2 separate regions of the Homo sapiens genome follow, and region 2 is linked to region 1. The links are chromatin loops, found by intact Hi-C in ENCODE. Cell type or tissue: PC-9. All regions are shown on one strand. Each heading gives the region's core, and the rest is flanking DNA. Links, peaks and the distances in the headings are about the cores only. Region 1 overlaps NT5DC1 (5'-nucleotidase domain containing 1). Region 2 overlaps ZUP1 (zinc finger containing ubiquitin peptidase 1).

What was found. Hi-C counts contacts between places; a loop is a spot of excess contacts. Peaks named below come from ENCODE experiments on the same cell type or tissue, not always from the same donor. Only the 100,000 strongest peaks of a DNase experiment are listed, where the experiment ranks them.
Region 2: it touches region 1 in a loop (5-fold over the local background); 10 of 110 quality-filtered maps call a loop at or near these places.

Annotation. Positions count from the first base shown.
Region 1 is chr6:116,214,346-116,224,530 of GRCh38, reverse strand. NT5DC1 (5'-nucleotidase domain containing 1) reads right to left here. Exons shown (of 12, transcript NM_152729.3): 7 at 3,303-3,477; 8 at 1,400-1,497. It also overlaps a transcript of COL10A1 not described here. Among named protein-coding and RNA genes, the nearest start is that of TSPYL4, 35 kb to the left of the region's middle. In PC-9, for the core only: CTCF peaks have their summits at 6,017, 6,220 (motif pointing left), 7,124 and 7,324 (motif pointing left); a DNase peak (open chromatin) is centred at 7,340; H3K27ac peaks cover 538 bases.
Region 2 is chr6:116,637,554-116,647,738 of GRCh38, reverse strand. ZUP1 (zinc finger containing ubiquitin peptidase 1) reads left to right here. Exons shown (of 10, transcript NM_145062.3): 8 at 129-280; 9 at 1,805-2,025. Among named protein-coding and RNA genes, the nearest start is that of ZUP1, 26 kb to the left of the region's middle. In PC-9, for the core only: CTCF peaks have their summits at 1,815 and 2,020 (motif pointing right); a DNase peak (open chromatin) is centred at 1,978.

The DNA.
Region 1 (10,185 bases), core at 3,278-8,277:
GGACAGAGCTTCCCTGGCCAGCCACTCTAAGGAGGCCTGCCCCATATACTGTACCTCATAAGGTGGTTATTAGCTTCATGACACGTGCTACAATCCATAAGCATCCCTTGCACTTGCTGATGTGCTCACATGTTCACACATCTGTCTGGTGCACAGAAAATGCCTTGGTGCTTGACACGTGCTACCATGAACCTCACTTAGATTTCACTGTTCATAAGCCCACCACTGAGTACTGAGCTACTATCAAATGCCTAGAACTGAATCAGGCTTTTGAATAGCAAAGTTCAAAGTAAATAATACTGTATTACCATATTAAATAAATGTATTAAATCCATCTGACTCACATGAACACTTTTTTGGGAAATTTTAAATTTTATTTCAAAGCAGGATAGTGTGTGGCCATGGGAAAGTAGAGAAATGTATATTAAATATCAGTCCAACCTGGCCCAGGTTGTTATATAATGCCAAGCATATGAATCAAAAGTAAAATTATAAATCATATATTATGGTGGACACTTATATATATTTTGCATATAATATGCATGTATGTTAATTTTATCATTCTGTTTAAAATACAGCTAGATTTCTAGGTAGATCTATAAATTTTATTTGTTAATAATCTTTTATACATTTATGTGCATTTGCAACCATTAAGTGTGTTTCAATTTCCAACCATCCTGGATTTATTTTAGATGTTCATCTCCTAAGAGAACTTCTGAATGGTCCTCAAATGTTAATATATCATTGAGCTTATTTGAAACTACTTAAATAGAAATAAAAGACACAACAGATATCAAAACACTGTCTTTCACTCCCCAAAAACTATAACTTCTCTATTCCGGATCAGGCTCTTCTTTTTATTCATTTATGTATTTATTCAAGAAGCTTTCAAGAACACCTACTATGAGTACCTCACTCTACTATCATTCTTTTTCATCTGCAAATCCCTTTCATTCCACCTCTCTCCCTATCAGTCTCTTCTACATGAATGACAATTCTAAATAACCTTTCAGGAAGGCCTTGCCTGTTCCCCAGAGAGAGGAATGTTTCATTTGTTATGATCCTCATGTGTTCCACAGGCGCTTTTGTTCTAGAAGATAACTTGACTGATTTATCACAAGTAATCCATCCTTCAAATATTTATCGAGGCATTTATTTAGGCCCTAAAAACTAAGGTGAAGTTCATGCCCTTCATTTTTAAAGTTGGGGAGAGACTGACATGCAAAGAAATAATTGTGATATAAAGCGGTAGCATAAAATTTAATACAAACATAGGTTTATTATCTTTTTTCTTCCCCATGAGAGGAAAGAAGACATGGCATTGCATGCAACACAGTGTTCTGCACAAGGTTGTTAGCCAACTGTATACAGGAAAAGAAAGAAACCAAATGTAACTTACCGAGTGTCCGGAAAGGTCTCTGACTTGGTAAGTGGGAGAAGAAACCAGGCTTCAATGCATTTGTAATCACAATGTCAAAAAGGTCTGTAAAATCATTCCTAAAAGCAACACAATTTTTCATAAGTTTATTTTAAGAATTAGAAAAGGTCCATATAAAACAGAACTTGATCTTTGCTTATCTATTTTACCACAGCATCATTCATCTTTTGACTAACTTTTACATGCTTTATATTTTTCTCACACACTTTAAGGTGAACATTCCACTGGAAATAGAAGGTGGGTGAGTACTAGTCTTCCTGACAACTCTTTGAAGTATAAACATAATCAGGAAAAAAAAGAGAGTAGCACATAGACTCTAGGTACCAAGCTGGCTTTGGTAGTGAACTCAATAGTTTCTAACAGCTGGAAATATTTGGAAAATCTATCTTCAAATTTGGGGGCCTGAAATTGGCTGGCTTTGTTAGCTTGAAGAGTTAACAATTTTGTGTGTTACATGGGTCCCACAGAAAGCAGCATTATAGCAAGTCATGGTCATCTTTCAGAGAGTGCTTCAAATGTGAAGAAGACACTTTATTTGACAATCAGTGTAGTCTTATAATGTGGTAACTTTTGTATGACAATAATTAATGATTTTAAATCTGTAGTTAGCATTATATTAAGGATTACTTTTGATGGCAAAGGCAAGGTAGCCCTTCTCCTGAAGGACTCACTATTACAATGGGGGAAACAGTATTTACCCAACATTCTAGAATACTTTTACAAATCCAAACAGCAATACATAGAAATTAAGATGAAGAAAGACTATGGTTATCTATGCTAATAAAAAAGGAATTAAAATCCAGATTGTTCATTTTAAAGCATGGGCCCACTACTAGGATAGCAAATGTCTCTATGAGAGGCACCTTCTAAGACATCCAGGACTTTAGCCTTAATTCACCCAAAAGATGCATTATTATGTATCAGCCTGTATATTATTCAGAAAGCAGGAATTCTACTCACAGATTCTAAGCATACCATAGAAGAAACTAAAGCCACACATGCTAAGGAACATGGAAATCATGATGCTAAAAGGGCTGGTGAAGGTAGGTTTTAAGGCTCAAACTTGCTCCATACTCATGGCAATTCGGTATTTGATGGAATTTGAGGAAACATTAGGGGAGACCTAATGACTCAGGTAGAATCTCGCTTTGACCATAGACATTTCCTGGTATTTCCCACAAGAATAAGTATTTACACACTGAAGTCTATCAACTATTCCTGTCTAATTCTCTACCTGTATTATGCTATTTAAATATCCCCTCATACCCACAAGGAATTACTGTACCATTTTTATGACGGCAAAATTGAAGCTTAAAGAGGTTATAAAACCTGCCCCAGGTAATACAGTAAACTGCAGAGCGGGGCTTGAAATCAAGTCTGTCTTACTTTAAAGTCTATGCAATTATACTGCCTTCATTCTCATGAATTCAATCCCATCATGGCTGTGTTAAACAGTAAAATACATGGCTCCGCACGGAAATGACTAAAGAGTGGCTGTACTCCAGGTATCTGTGGAGGAGTATAACCTACAACTCAGAGTCCCTCAATCATCGTCCAAAGATGAGAAACCAAATTCATGGAAAACTGAAGGATATACAGTTTACCACCTTCTAGAAAACCTAAAACCTGGACATTCGGTGAGCTATGAGCATACTGGTCCCCAATAACACTGCTTTGCTAAAATGTACTTGGTTGGGCTGCTGTCAGCAGAGATTGAGGTATGTCATGAGAAAAAAAATCAACTTGTCACTCAGCATTGTTTAAAATAATGATATGGTCATGGCTGACACTTTTAAAAAAGCCCTGGTCTAATTTGCTATCTGTATTTCATAAGACAATGAAAACTGAATGACTCATCACTCACCCAAGAATATATTCGCAGAGAAGTCTACAGTAATCACTGTGAGAACTGGTAATTAACAGAAGAATTTTCCCAGCATTCTTTAGCTGTCGAAGCCATTTTTTCACAGATTCAGGACAACTATGTAAATATCTGCCTGGATCTCTTTTTATTTCTGGAAAATATATTCCACAGTTTTCTGAAAAATAAAAATATCAATGAGGTTTTTCTTTTTAAACATTTTTTGACTAAATATATTCTCTAACAAGTTAATCTCTTTCAAATCTATAGATAAAACTAAAAGGATAAGAACAAGGTTTGACCGACCTAGCAATTATGCCAATACTACTTGCTTTTTAAGAATAGTTCTTTACTTGAAAACACAATATTGTTTGAAAATGTTAGTTGATAATATTCGCTGGCTATTTGACAAGAACTGATAAACTGTTAAAACAGGTAACACAAGAAACACAATATGATCAGCATTTTCAAATGCTGTAAGAGAAAACCTTACATTTGAAATATCAATTGTTACAAATACTCTTTTAATTATTCAATGAATATTTGCTGAATACAGACAAGAAACAAATCAACACTCAGATATTGCACCAGGATCACATCTTTTGCATAAATAGCCAAGAAGGGCGATGAGTTCCTCAGAGTCACAGTTTGCTATTTCAGATGGAATCTATACTAGGGGAGCCATTCTATAGCCTCTGAGAAGTGCTGAGATATCAAAATGGAAAAATCGGTGCAAAATAGGCCAGAACAGGCCAAAAGGCACTGTATTTGACAGGGAACAATGAATGACTCGCATCACTGAAGCGGGGTTGCTTGCTCTGCCCCTTTAGAGTGGCCACGGGGTCTGGCTGAGCTCCAGGGCAGATGGTGGCAGTGTTTCCAGATGTCCTGACCAGACTTACCCATAGTGCTTGACCCAATGCCTTTAAAGTTGTGGGTACTTAGCAGGCAATTGCAGATTTAGTTGAAATGTTACTAGATTCATAACACATACTGTTCTCAGAGCATGATAGAACTAGTAAGCAGATAAAAAGGATTCAAGATTTTACTTTCTCTAATTGTTAGGAAAAGGACACATGCATAGACAAAAAAAAAAAAAAAAAAAAAAAGGTTAAACAGCTTGTACTGAATGATAGAGTCTGCAATAGCTAGATATGGGATACATCCGTGACTCTCTCCAGTGTGAAACACTTGAAATACTTGGCAGTTATATTTCAAGAATATCAGGACATCAGGAAGAAGAGTTGTTTTTTTTTTTTTTTTTTTTTTTGAGACAGAGTCTCACTCTGTCACCAAGCTGGAGTGCAGTGGCATGATCTCTGGCTAACTGCAACCTCCGCCTCCCGGGTTCAAGTGATTCTCCTGCCTTAGCCTCCCTAGTAGCTGGGACTACAGGCGTGTGCCACCACGCCCAGCTAACTTCTGTATTTTTAGTAGAGACGGGGTTTCACCATGTTTGCCAGAATGGTCTAATGGTCTTGATCTCTTGACCTCACAATCCGCCCACTCTGCCTCCCAAAGTGCTGGGATTACAGGCATGAGCCACCATGCCTGGCCAGGAAGAAGAGTCTTTAAGTGAAACAAAAACGAACAAATAAAAACAAAAAACGGTAGCAAATATTGTGGTCTGCCTCCCCACATCCATCTCCCTCTTTGCTGGGGAGTGCTCTGATATTGTTTCGGGTTTCATCTTCCTCTGAGGGGGTCTGTGATGCTAGGAAGGGCAAGGGTCTCTATCAGTCTACACCTATCACAGTTATTCCCTCCTCCTGTCATTGAATTGTTTAGGAAGTGCTGGGGACCCAGGCATGGCAAATGAGACCTGAGGAGAACTTTGCTGCAGGATCCTGAAGTAATGTATACCACTGATAAAAATAAACCTATAAAGGGGGGAATATCCCCTCTTCTACTACTGGACTTTCCCATGATTATAAATTCTATGTAGAACTGCAGCGGTTATCATCAACACAAAGCACGAGTCTGATATACCAGAGATGGCGGAGTGGACATATGAAAGGAAACAAACCTGGGTCCCTGATGACATCACTGGGTTTCTGCTTTTGTTTCTGTTTTTGAGACAGGGTCTCGCTCTGTTGGCCAGACTGGAGTGCAGTGTGGCACGATCATGACTTACTGCAGCCTTAAACTCCTGGGCTCAAGTGATCCTCCCACCTCGGGCCTCTGAAAGTGCTGTGATTACAGGCATGAGCCACTGTGCCTGGCCACCACTGGATTTCTGATTAAGTCACTGACTAACTCTAACCACCACTGGAAGTACCATTCAACTTCTGGACAACCTCTGGTTGTGTAAAATAACTCAATTTAGTAATAGCTTAAACATTAAGGTTATTTATTATTTGCAACTTAAAGCATCATGATTCAGAAAATATATTGCATGAATATCATAACCAGACCAAAACTAACAAAAGAAATAATATTTTGCAATATGAGAATAATATTTAGAAGACCAAAAACAAAAACAAAGTTTTTGCTCTTTTTATATTTTGCCCTACAGGAACTTCTGTGTGTGAATCTCTAGGATCTATTTTTAACATGCCAGAGGCTATATAATAGCCCTTTAAAAAAATTAAAATATATTCTCTGTTTCCCAGGGAAGAGGAAGTACTAGTAAGAAAAGGTCAGTTTAAGAAACAGATGATAATAATAAATCTAAATGGCTAAGAATAGAGAAGTTTGATGAGTGGATGACTGCTAATTTCAGAGGCTGTGTCTCTCTCGTAACTTACTATACCTAAGGGAGTCAGATGTGAGATTATTTCACTTAGAAAAACAAAGCTTTTGTAGCAAGAAGAATTTTATGGGCTACGTAAGAAAAAAATTTATAGTGTGTAATGCTGAAAACATAGACTTGCTTTCAGAAAACTTGAGAAAAAATTATTTTTTCTTAGCTATATGTGCTTAGTGCCATCTAGTGATCAAAATATAAATTACCATTAAAAAGCTACTGTTAACATTTCCAAAGGAATAAAAATACAAGGCATACGCATTTAAATACAATATTTTAAATTTCTTACCTAGGTTAATTGCATTAGTATCTCAATTAATAATGTCTGATTCAAAAGAGTACCAATATAATAATTTAATCAGATAAAATTATTCTCTGAAGTCATAACAGAGATGTCCTTGTTTTGTTCATAAGCCAGACTGAAATGAACAAACTAAAAAAGACAAGCCCTGTACAAACACATACCCAATGGTAGATTATGAGTTGCTCTTACTACAAAAGATCACTGTCATGGAGAAAATATTTTTGCCCCCTTGTAACCTCCAATTATTAAAGGAATAGGAGACATAATTATACAAATAGAAACATCTTTTTATTGAAATAAGTCAAGGTATTAAATCAAATGAAGAGTTATGTTAAACATACTACAATGGATTATAATTGTCTATTAAATTATATCCCCCAAAGAAACTATAAACTTCTAAAGGCAAGAAATATATCTTTCTGCTTGGCATGGAGCAAGTATTCAACATATGAATACCTAAATTAGTGCAGGAGCAGACACAGGAACATTTATGTTTCCTTACATTCAAGGCAAGAGTATGATTAGTACCATATAGCCAAACTGAAGTGATAAAAATAATATTATTCATGTATGATTAAGGCAGCCTATGAAAAAAGTCATGTTTAATTATGATACTAATTAACACTGATTGAACAAAATGGAATTTAGACCTAAGATGGAAAGGAGTGGTATTGTTTGTTCTTAACTCACAAAGAAGCCTGTGTTTTCACTTAACCTCCAAAGGAATTCTATTTCACTGCCACTTTATGTAACTTATTTTCCTGGTTTTTCCACCACTCTTATATCCTTTGATGCTGATATTTTCTAGGTCCAGATGAGATTTAAAGGAAATTCTTTTAATAAGCTGATTCTAAGGAATAAAAGTTTAGCTCTCCTATGTTAAAAAAACTGGTTAATGTAGAGTGACAGAAATAATACCAAAGTGTTGCAACAGTCTGATATGCACATCAAATGGCCTGAATACACCAAACAGGATATAGGGACCTCTCGTGGTAAAAAAGTATAGTACAACCTGAATATTAAAAACAGTTTTTTTCAGTTTAACAGACAATTGTGCCACATCACTATTTCTATCATCACTGAATAAGCTTTTTCTTGTTAACTGTATCACTACTGTTTGCATGATTTTTGGCCAGAATTTTCAAAGCTGCTGTCCGAGGGGACTAGAGATGCCAGGATGCTAACACTTCCATGGTCAGCCTCCAAATAAGGTCTGTTGTTTCCATTGCAGAATATAATTTAGAAGAGATTTAAATATTTACAACCTTTACAAGTTATATAAGAGCACGCTAGTGAACAGCTAAAATGCCTAGCGATGAACTGTTTAAATGTACTTGCTGTAGAGATGATATAATTAATTTTCTTAAAAGAAGAAACTTCTTTGCTAAGAGACACTGAAATATTTGTTGGAGGATAAAAGAGATAAATTTATTTTGTTTATTTATAGGTGGCAAAAAATAAAATTAAAATGTATTAAAACAGATTTGCTGTTTATATAACAAAATATATGGTTTATATCTAATATTTTATAATTAAATAAATAAATCTAGAATATCTAGATTGTGTAAAGTGAAAATCTATATGCTAAACATAATACTTGGAAAGTCTCTCAAATAAAAGCTGGGAAATGAAGTACAGAATATGAGAGAAAAACATAATATACAAAATTTACATTTTAACAGTATCTGATTTCCAGATCTGTAATTTAATTTGCATATCCCGGCCCTACTCCAAAAATTCTGATTTAATTGTTTTGGGGTAGGGCCACAACATTGGTATTTTTTTTTTTAAAGCTTCCCAGGTAGTCCTAATGTGCTACCAGGATTAAGACTTGTTGACCTAAAATATAAAATATAAAATATAAAAACCAGAATTCTTACTATTATTTTCTGTGTATTTTGCCTGCTTCATTGGAAATCACAGGCTCTCAGAGGGCAGGGACTTTTGAATTTTATAGTATCTTTATTACCTAACATATAGCCTTGTACATGTTAGGTAATCAACAAATAATAACTGTTGCCAATTATCTTAAATGTCATTGTGGTTGATGATCTTTAAAGTGTTTACTCTTACACTATACCAATTAAGCATGGTACTCTAGATTTAGTTAAGTATTGTGAATACAGAATGATGGATTTCATTCCTCCTTTGAAAGGAGGATTCCTGGAAAAAGTGTATATTATGGAATTCTTTGAAAGAAAAATTATTCGAACAGTTTAAATGAGTATAGACAAGCCAAACAGACTCCTTTATCTCTCCAAAGCCATCAAACTGCCTGACTCTGTGCTGAATACAGTCTATAAATATGATTTTGGGTCGGCAGTATTTTAAAATTTTTGGATGTTAATGTCCTTGGACAGTATTACATATGTATTGTAATAGTTTACCCACAATCCCACCACGCCATATTGTCTGCACTTGGCCTAGTCAACTCCCCTGTTGCCATCAGTTTACAACCTATTTTTTCTCCTATGATATCAGAATGAATCATTCTAAAAGAACCTAGTTTCCTCTTTCCGACATGGTTACTGGACAGACAACGTAAATGTGGAGAGAGGTTTTTGAAGGTCTGCCTGGTTTTATTCAAAATATAACAAATCCTTTAATGAGGACGCTGACAGCTGGGAGGGTCAGCAGATGGATCTGATGACAGAATCACATACAATAATATCTGGACAGGCTGTAAAGTCGACAAGGTGACTCAGTGAGGTACAATTTCATAGGGAGAGATGAAATCTTACCAGGTTGAAAGCTCAGCCATACAGGCATAACATTGGAGGAGCTGTTGTTTGTCAGCAACTTCAAAATATAGAGCTTACAGTCAGCTTAGGCTCCACAGTATAGACAAAGTAAAATAAAAAGTTTGGAGACCATGTTTTGCAATTTATTTAGTTACTACTATGTACTTTTGATATCATGTTTCTGGAAAAATATTTCTGCTCCAGAAAGCTGGGTAAGAAGCATGTGTCCTCCTTTATAACCCTAGGCATCTTATCTTCATGTGCTCCGTATTATCCAATTAGGTGATTAGATTGTAGAGCTACATTAATATCAGTACAATGTTCAGAACCAGGAAAGCAATAATTTCCACTCTTTTAATCATTTTCAGACTAAACCTTGATAACTGGGTTCTATTCTGGATGACACTTTTCACAAGAAAGTGTGTCCAGAGAATGATGATGTTAACAATTCCTATGCCCCCCACCCTAGAGACCTCTGGTGGAGCCCCAGAGATACACACTGGCCAATCAGACATTTACAAACCTGTGAAACAGGCAGCTTCAAAGGACCGTTTAATCTTAGAGTTGCTTGAGTCTATGCCTCCATGGTGATGTCCAGCCAGATAACTCTTTTTTTTTTTATTATACTTTAAGTTTTAGGGTACATGTGCACAACACAGATAACTCTTTAGCCACAATGAACACCCATTTCCACAGTGTTTCTCCTCCTCTAAAATGTCTTTGCATTTTGAATATGATATTTCAAAAACAGACTTTTGGTAGAGTAGTGGGTCTCAAAATGAAGGTAAATTAGAATTATCCAGAATGCTTTCAAAAATACTCCTAGAGTTTCTGATTCAGTAGGTTTGGGGTGGGGCCTGAAGATGTGCATTTCTAACAATTTCTCAGGTCAACTGACAGTCCAAGAACCACACTTTGAGAATTACTTCAGTAGAATACCCCTATAAAACCAGACAGCTTTTTGAAAGCCTTTTTTCTCCTAGCAGAACATGGTCCTCACTATTTCGGCTAGAAGTGCAAAACCAGATTATGCATATTTAACGTTATCTGATAAAAATGCTCAAATCTGTGTCTGTGTTTAAAAACATTTTAAGT
Region 2 (10,185 bases), core at 1-5,000, 430 kb before region 1:
TTCTTTTATAGGAAAGTAATGGCTAGAAACAGTTAGTTCTAAACTAAGAATTTGTTGTATTTGATAACTCCATCGATGAAAATATTTTAAAATGCCCTTTAAATGTGCATTTTGTCAATTTTTAATAGGTGTCATATTGTTGATTTTCACAAATCAACTGGTCCTTTGGGTACACACCCTCGCTTATTTGAATGGATATTGAACTATTATTCTTCAGAGGGAGAAGGGAGTCCAAAGGTAGTGTGTACATCTAAACCTCCTATCTATCTTCAGCATCAAGGTTAGTATTAATATAACTCATATTTGACAATGTTGTTTATAAGATAACAAATTGTTGCTTTCAGACAGGTTAAGGTTTTTTGTTTGTTTGTTTGTTTTTTTAGACAGAATCTCACTCTGTTGCTCAGGCTGGAGTGCAGTGGTGCAATCTTGGCTCGCTGCAACCTCCACCTTCCAGGTTCAAGTGATTCTCCTGCCTCAGCCTCCTGAGTAGCTGGGATTACAGGCGCCTGCCACCATACCTGGCTAATTTTTGTATTTTTAGTAGAAACGGGGTTTCACCATGTTGGCCAGGCTGGTCTGATAATAGCAGGGAGTATTATGACATTAATCTGTTTAATTTTTCAGAGCTCCTTTGACAGTACAATACTTTCTTAGGTAATTAAGATTGATATTTCTACAATACTTCATTGGGTAATTAAGACTGATATTCCTGACATCTTCAGGACCTTTTGCACTTCTTGTTTTCTGTGTTTAGTTCACTTGTCCTTCATTGTTCATCCCTTACCTTCTTGGGTCTTTACCCACATGTCACTTGAGTGAGGCCTTCCCTGACCTTACCTTACCTTAAAAGTAGAACTCAAGGCCAGGCATGGTAACTCATGCCTGTAATCCTAGCACTTTCAGAGGCCAAAGCAGGAGGATTGCTTGAGCCCAGCAGTTTGAGACCAGCCTGAGTGACATAGTGAGACCCTGTCTCTACAAAAACATAAGAAAATTAGCCAGGTGTGGTGGCACATGCCTGTAGTCCTAGCTACTCAGGAGGCTGAGGTGGGAGGGTCACTTGAGCCTTGGAGTTGGGGGCTATAGTGAGCCATGATTCTGCCACTGCACTCCAGCCTGGGCGGCGGAGTGAGGCTGTGTCAAAAACACGTACAACTCATCCCAGCATCCCACCGCTGGCATTTTCTTCACTTATTTACCTCATTTATAGAGTATCTCTTCCTATTAGAATATAAGTTCCAAGAACACAGGCACGTTTGTCTGTTTTGTTTGCTGTTATATACCTTCGTGCTTGGAGTAGTACCCGGCACATAGATACTTGGTAAATTATGAATGATGGTTTGGATTGACAGGAATAAACAGAAGTAAATGTTAGGAATTTCATTGTTTAGGAATATAAACTATAAGAGATTAAGCTCCCTCCACTGATATTCTAGCATTTATGGGTTTACTTTTGTTTACCTTTTGGAATCATGAGAGTTTTGTTCTAGAACAGTTTTTGTTCTTTCATTTGAGATAATTTGAATAAGAAGGATCAAAGGATTGGGAAAGGAAAAGTAAAATATTTGGCAGAATAAAAATGTTTTTTTTGGTAATGAAGCCTTTAGAAAACTAAAGTTAAATGAAAAAACTGAAGTAGAACTAAACTCTTACGTCTTAGGAGAACTTAGATACATATGTGTCAGAGTCTGACTGTATTTATATTCTAAACACACATATGATCACACAACATACATACAGAGACTATTTGTATAACTGTAAATAGATGTGACGTATGTATAACTTAAAAATCTTTTGATAGGTCACAGTCGAACTGTTATTGGAATTGAAGAGAAAAAAAACCGAACATTATGCTTACTAATACTTGATCCTGGATGTCCTTCTCGAGAAATGCAGAAATTATTAAAGCAAGACATAGAGGCTAGCAGTCTCAAGCAACTTCGGAAATCTATGGGAAATTTAAAACATAAGCAATACCAGATATTGGCAGTAGAGGGTGCTCTTTCTCTAGAGGAGAAACTTGTAAGTATCTAAATATTTATATGTGAAGTTTGAATGAGATGAACTTAAAAGTTTAAAACTTTTAGTTTAAAATCAGTGTTATCACTTTTTTCTTTTTTTTCTATTCTTTTTCTTTTTTTTTTTTTTTTTTGGAGACAGGGTCTCACTCTGTTGACCAGGCCTGAGTGCAGTGGCATGCAATCATGACTCACTACAGCCTTGACCTCCCAGGCTCAAGCGATCCTCCTGCCTCAGCCTCCCAAGTAGCTGGGACTACAGGCACATGCCACCACACCTGGCTAATTTTTGTATTTTTTGTAGAGACGGGGTTTCACCATGGTGCCCAGGCTGGTCTCAAACTCCTAGGCTCAAGCGATCTGCCCACCTCAGCCTCCCAAAGTGTTGGGATTACAGGCGTGAGCCACCGTGCCTAGCCCACTTTGTATTCCTTAGCACCTTATTCTGTTTCATTAACTTGGAAAAGCCATTTGGTTTTATATGTTTTTAATTTCTGGAATGAACATATTTATATTTGAAATGGTACTTTAATGACTTTTTATACTTAGAGCTTCATAAAAGTGTTTAATTTAATTTAATTTAATTTAATTTTTTTGCATTTTAAATATGTGCAGTTTACTGTATGTTAATTAAAACTTAATAAAGCTTTCAAAAGTACTTTTGTACAAATAATTATGATAGGCTACATCTTAAATGATGTTTTCATCAACCTTACAATTTAGCCTTGTAGGAGTGTCTGAATCCCTTGCAAAACAGTAGTCATTAAATGCCCGTTTCCTGTCTTGATATCATTCATGAGCTGATTTTTTCTTTTCACCTCCTCCTCCTCTTTCTTCTTCTTCTTCTTCTTTTTTTATTATTTATTATTATTATTATTATCATACTTTAAGTTTTAGGGTACATGTGCACAATGTGCAGGTTAGTTACATATGTATACATGTGCCATGATGGTGTGCTACACCCATTAAATCGTCATTTAGCATTAGGTATATTTCCTAATGCTATCCCTCCCCACTCCCCCCACCCCACAACAGTCCCCAGAGTGTGATGTTCCCCTTCCTGTGTCCATGTGTTCTCATTGTTCAATTCCCATCTATGAGTGAGAACATGCGGTGTTTGGTGTTTTGTTCTTGCGATAGTTTACTGAGAATGATGATTTCCAATTTCATCCATGTCCCTACAAAGGACATGAACTCATCATTTTTTATGGCTGCATAGTATTCCATGGTATATATGTGCCACATTTTCTTAATCCAGTCTATCACTGTTGGACATTTGGGTTGGTTCCAAGTCTTTGCTATTGTGAATAGTGCAGCAATAAACATACGTGTGCATGTGTCTTTATAGCAGCATGATTTATAGTCCTTTGGGTATATACCCAGTAATAGGATGGCTGGGTCAAATGGTATTTCTAGTTCTAGATCCCTGAGGAATCACCACACTGACTTCCACAATGGTTGAACTAGTTTATAGTCCCACCAATAGTGTAAAAGTGTTCCTATTTCTCCACATCCTCTCCAGCACCTGTTGTTTCCTGACTTTTTAATGATTGACATTCTAACTGGTGTGAGATGGTATCTCATTGTGGTTTTGATTTGCATTTCTCTGATGGCCAGTGATGATGAGCATTTTTTCATGAGTCTTTTGGCTGCATAAATGTCTTCTTTTGAGAAGTGTCTGTTCATATCGTTTGCCCACTTTTTCATGGGGTTGTTTGTTTTTTTCTTGTAAATTTGTTTGAGTTCATTGTAGATTCTGGATATTAGCCCTTTGTCAGATGAGTAGGTTGTGAAAATTTTCTCCTATTTTGTAGGTTGCCTGTTCACTCTGATGGTAGTTTCTCTTGCTGTGCAGAAGCTCTGTAGTTTAATTAGATCCCATTTGTCAATTTTGGCTTTTGTTGCCAATGCTTTTGGTGTTTTAGACATGAAGTCCTTGCCCATGCCTATGTGCTGAATGGTAATGCCTAGGTTTTCTTCTAGGGTTTTTATGGTTTTATGTCTAACATGTAAGTCTTTAATCCATCATGAATTAATTTTTGTATAAGGTGTAAGGAAGGGATCGAGTTTCAGCTTTCTACATATGGCCAGCCAGTTTTCCCAGCACCATTTATTAAATAGGAAATCCTTTCCCCATTGCTTGTTTTTCTCAGGTTTGTCAAAGATCAGATAGTTGTAGATATGCGGCATTATTTCTGAGGGCTCTGATCTGTTCCATTGATCTATATCTCTGTTTTGGTATCAGTACCATGCTGTTTTGGTTACTGTAACCTTGTAGTATAGTTTGAAGTCAGGTAGCGTGATGCCTCCAGATTTGTTCTTTTGGCTTAGGATTGACTTGGCGATGCGGGCTCTTTTTTGGTTCCATATGAACTTTAAAGTAGTTTTTTCCAATTCTGTGAAGAAAGTCATTGGTAGCTTGATGGGGATGGCATTGAATCTATAAATTACCTTGGGCAGTATGGCCATTTTCACGATATTGATTCTTCCTACCCATGAGCATAGAATGTTCTTCCATTTGTTTGTATCCTCTTTTATTTCATTGAGCGGTGGTTTGTAGTTCTCCTTGAAGAGGTCCTTCACGTCCCTTGTAAGTTGGATTCCTAAGTATTTTATTCTCTTTGAAGCAATTGTGAATGGGAGTTCACTCATGATTTGGCTCTCTGTTTGTCTGTTATTGGTGTATAAGAATGCTTGTGATTTTTGTACGTTGATTTTGTATCCTGAGACTTTGCTGAAGTTGCTTATCAACTTAAGGAGATTTTGGGCTGAGACAGTGGGGTTTTCTAGATGTACAATCATGTCATCTGCAAACAGGGACAATTTGACTTCCTCTTTTCCTAATTGAATACCCTTTATTTCCTTCTCCTGCCTAATTGCCCTGGCCAGAACTTCCAACATTATGTTGAATAGGAGTGGTGAGAGAGGGCATCCCTGTCTTGTGCCAGTTTTCAAAGGGAATGCTTCCAGTTTTTGCCCATTCAGTATGATATTGGCTGTGGGTTTGTCATAGATAGCTCTTATTATTTTGAGATACGTCCCATGAATACCTAATTTATTGAGAGTTTTTAGCATGAAGTGTTGTTGAATTTTGGCAAAGGCCTTTTCTGCATCTATTGAGATAATCATGTGGTTTTTGTCTTTGGTTCTGTTTATATTCTGGATTACATTTATTGATTTGCGTATATTGAACCAGCCTTGCATCCCAGGGATGAAGCTCACTTGATCATGGTGGATAAGGTTTTTGATGTGCTGCTGGATTCAGTTTGCCAGTATTTTATTGAGGATTTTTGCATCAATGTTCATCAAGGATATTGGTCTAAAATTCTCTTTTTTGGTTGTGTCTCTGCAAGGCTTTGGTATCAGGATGATGCTGGCCTCATAAAATGAGTTAGGGAGGATTCCCTCTTTTTCTATTGATCGGAATAGTTTCAGAAGGAATGTTACCAGTTCCTCCTTGTACCTCTGGTAGAATTCGGCTGTGAATCCATCTGGTCCTGGACTCTTTTTGGTTGGTAAGCTATTGATTATTGCCACAATTTCAGATCCTGTTATTGGTCTATTCAGAGATTCAACTTCTTCCTGATTTAGTCTTGGGAGAATGTATGTTTCGAGGAATTTATCCATTTCTTCTAGATTTTCTAGTTTATTTGCGTAGAGGTGTTTGTAGTATTCTCTGATGGTAGTTTGTATTTCTGTGGGATCGGTGGTGATATCCCCTTTATCATTTTTTATTGCGTCTGTTTGATTCTTCTTTTTTTCTTTATTAGTCTTGCTAGCGGTCTATCAATTTTGTTGATCCTTTCAAAAAACCGGCTCCTGAATTCATTAATTTTTTGAAGGGTTTTTTGTGTCTCTATTTCCTTCAGTTCTGCTCTGATTTTAGTTATTTCTTGCCTCCTGCTAGCTTTTGAATGTGTTTGCTCTTGCTTTTCTAGTTCTTTTAATTGTGATGTTAGGGTGTCAATTTTGGATCTTTTCTGCTTTCTCTTGTGGGCATTTAGTGCTATAAATTTCCCTCTACACACTGCTTTGAATGTGTCCCAGAGATTGTGTTATGTTGTGTCTTTGTTCTCGTTGGTTTCAAAGAGCATCTTTATTTCTGCCTTCATTTCGTTATGTACCCAGTAGTCATTCAGGAGCAGGTTGTTCAGTTTCCATGTAGTTGAGTGGTTTTGAGTGAGTTTCTTAATCCTGAGTTCTAGTTTGCTTGCACTGTGGTCTGAGAGACAGTTTGTTATAATTTCTGTTCTTTTACATTTGCTGAGGAGAGCTTTACTTCCAAGTATGTGGTCAATTTTGGAATAGGTGTGGTGTGGTGCTGAAAAAAAAGTATATTCTGCTGATTTGGGGTGGAGAGTTCTGTAGATGTCTATTAGGTCCGCTTGGTGCAGAGCTTAGTTCAATTCCTGGGTATTCTTGTTAACTTCCTGTCTCGTTGATCTGTCTAATGTTGACAGTGGGGTGTTAAAGTCTCCCATTATTATTGTGTGGGAGTCTAAGTCTCTTTGTAGGTCACTCAGGACTTGCTTTATGAATCTGGGTGCTCCTGTATTGGGTGCATATATATTTAGGATAGTTAGCTCTTCTTGTTGAATTGATCCCTTTACCATTATGTAATGGCCTCCTTTGTCTCTTTTGATCTTTGTTGATTTAAAGTCTGTTTTATCAGAGACTAGGATTGCAACCCCTGCCTTTTTTTCTTTTCCATTTGCTTGGTAGATCTTCCTCCATCCTTTTATTTTGAGCCTATGTGTGTCTCTGCACGTGAGATGGGTTTCCTGAATACAGCACACTGATGGGTCTTGACTCTTTATCCAATTTGCCAGTCTGTGTCTTTTAATTGGAGCATTTAGTCCATTTACATTTAAAGTTAATATTGTTGTGTGTGAATTTGATCCTGTCATTATGATGTTAGCTGGTTATTTTGCTTGTTAGTTGATGCAGTTTCTTCCTAGTCTCGATGGTCTTTACATTTTGGCATGATTTTGCAGTGGCTGGTACCGGTTGTGCCTTTCCATGTTTAGTGCTTCCTTCAGGATCTCTTTTAGGGCAGGCCTGGTGGTGACAAAATCTCTCAGCATTTGCTTGTCTGTAAAGTATTTTATTTCTCCTTCACTTGTGAAGCTTAGTTTGGCTGGATATGAAATTCTGGGTTGAAAATTCTTTTCTTTAAGAATGTTGAATATTGGCCCCCACTCTCTTCTGGCTTGTAGAGTTTCTGCTGAGAGATCCGCTGTTAGTCTGATGGGCTTCCCTTTGTGGGTAACCCGACCTTTCTTTCTGGCTGCCCTTAACATTTTTTCCTTCATTTCAGCTTTGGTAAATCTGACAATTATGTGTCTTGGAGTTGCTCTTCTCGAGGAGTATCTTTGTGGCATTCTCTGTATTTCCTGAATCTGACTGTTGGCCTCCCTTGCTAGATTGGGGAAGTTCTCCTGGATAATATCCTGCAGAGTGTTTTCCAACTTGGTTCCATTCTCCCCGTCACTTTCAGGTACACCAATCAGACGTAGATTTGGTCTTTTCACATAGTCCCATATTTCTTGGAGGCTTTGTTCATTTCTTTCTATTCTTTTTTCTCTAAACTTCCCTTCTCGCTTCATTTCATTCATTTCATCTTCCATCGCTGATACCCTTTCTTCCAGCTGATCACATTGGCTCCTGAGGCTTCTGCATTCTTCACGTAGTTCTCGAGCCTTGGCTTTCAGCTCCATCAGCTCCTTTAAGCACTTCTCTGTATTGGTTATTCTAGTTATACATTCGTCTAAATTTTTTTCAAAGTTTTTAACTTCTTTGCCTGTGGTTTGAATTTCATCCTGTAGCTCGGAGTAGTTTGATCGTCTGAAGCCTTCTTCTCTCAACTTGTCAAAGTCATTCTCCGTCCAGCTTTGTTCCGTTGCTGGTGAGGAACTGCGTTCCTTTGGAGGAGGAGAGGCACTCTGCTTTTTAGAGTTTCCAGTTTTTCTGCTCTGTTTTTTCCCCATCTTTGTGGTTTTATCTCCTGTTGGTCTTTGATGATGGTGATGTACAGATGGGTTTTTGGTGTGGATGTCCTTTCTGTTTGTTAGTTTTCCTTCTAACAGACAGGACCCTCAGCTGCAGGTCTGTTGGAGTTTGCTAGAGGTCCACTCCAGACCGTTTGCCTGGGTATCAGTAGCAGTGGCTGCAGAACAGCGGATTTTCGTGAACCGCGAATGCTGCTGTCTGATCGTTCCTCTGGAAGTTTTGTCTCAGAGGAGTACCCGGCCGTGTGAGGTGTCAGTCTGCCCCTACTGGGGGATGCCTCCCCGTTAGGCTGCTCAGGGGTCAGGGGTCAGGGACCCACTTGAGGAGGCAGTCTGCCCATTCTCAGATCTCCAGCTGTGTGCTGGGGGAACCACTGCTCTCCTCAAAGCTGTCAGACAGGGACATTTAAGTCTGCAGAGGTTACTGCTGTCTTTTTGTTTGTCTGTGCCCTGCCCCCAGAGGTGGAGCCTACAGAGGCAGGCAGGCCTCCTTGAGCTGTGGTGGGCTCCACCCAGTTCGAGCTTCCCGGCTGCTTTGTTTACCTAAGCGAGCCTGGGCAATGGCGGGCACCCCTCCCGCAGCCTTGCTGCCGCCTTGCAGTTTGATCTCAGACTGCTGTGCTAGCAATCAGGGAGACTCCGTGGGCGTAGGACCCTCCGAGCCAGGTGCAGGATATAATCTCCTGGTGCGCCGTTTCCTAAGCCTGTCGGAAAAGCGCAGTATTCGGGTGGGAGTGGCCCGATGTTCCAGGTGCCGCCTGTCACCCCTTTCCTTGACCAGGAAAGGGGACTCCCTGACCCCTTGCGCTTCCCGAGTGAGGCAATGCCTCGCCCTGCTTCATCTGGCGCATGGTGCGCTGCACCCACTGTCCTGCGCCCACTGTCTGGCACTCCCTAGTGAGATGAACCCGGTACCTCAGATGGAAATGCAGAAATCACCCGTCTTCTGCGTCACTCATGCTGGGAGCTGTAGACCGGAGCTGTTCCTATTCGGCCATCTTGGCTCCTCCTCCTCCAAAAGTGTTTAATTTTATAATATTTAATTTTTAATGTCAGGTGAGCGATGAATAATGTAAACATATAGTAAGAAAACCTAACTTAATCCAAGGAGACCTAACTCATATTGGCCTTATAATTGTGGTTTATTAAAATATGATTCTTGTGACTCCTAAGGCTCTATTTTATGCACTTGGGCTTATTGGATATTCACATTTCTAGAATTTAACTTCATTAGAATTTCCTCTTGTCTTTATTCCTTGCAGTTAAGTGATGAGCACAATATTCCAGAAAAATTCCTAGGAATTGAATCCTAGCTACTACACCATCAGGGGGGAACGTAATATTATAGAAAAATTCCTAGGAATTGAAAAATTTCCACTTGGTGTGAACTGAAGCTATATGATAGCACATCAAGTGTAGAAAATGCGTAAGCCCTAAATTAAGAAAAAAAAGCTCCAAAATACTTCACATTGATTTATTTCCCTCTAAAGAGAAAAGTGACTGAAGACTAGAGACAAACAGTTATGGAGAATAATGGGATCATGGGGGAAAGGACTGTAAGTTTTTGAAATAATAGAGCTAGAATAATCTTTTCAGTCTCATAACATGGGATACAAAGGCAAGGTTTTTTTTTTTTTTTTTTTGGAGACCGACTCTCACTCTGTCACCCAAGCTGGAGTGCAGTGGCTTGACCCCAGCCCACTGCAACCTCTGCCTCCCTCCCCAGTTCAAGTGATTCTCCTGCCTCAGTCTCCCAAGTAGTTGGGATTACAGGCGTGTGCCACCACGCCCAGCTAATTTTGTATATTTAGTAGAGATGGGGTTTCACCATGTTAGCCAGGCTGATGTTGAACTCCCAACTTCTGGTGATCCACCCGCCTTGGCCTACCAAAGTGCTGGGATTACAGGCGTGAGCCACCGTGCCCAGCCACATTAATTTTTTTAACCCTATCATTAATTTGTCTAGATAAAGTTAGGTTTGTTTCAATTATTGTAAAATACCAAGACACTTGCTCACCAGTGTACACATTCGAGAGCATAGGTGTGGTTAAGTATTACTGTGGAGTCTTGCTGAACATTTTAGTTGGCTGTTGTCTTTCTGGTTTTGGAAATGGAGTTGTTTGTGGGATTAGAATACTAAAAATGTGCTTTCTGCA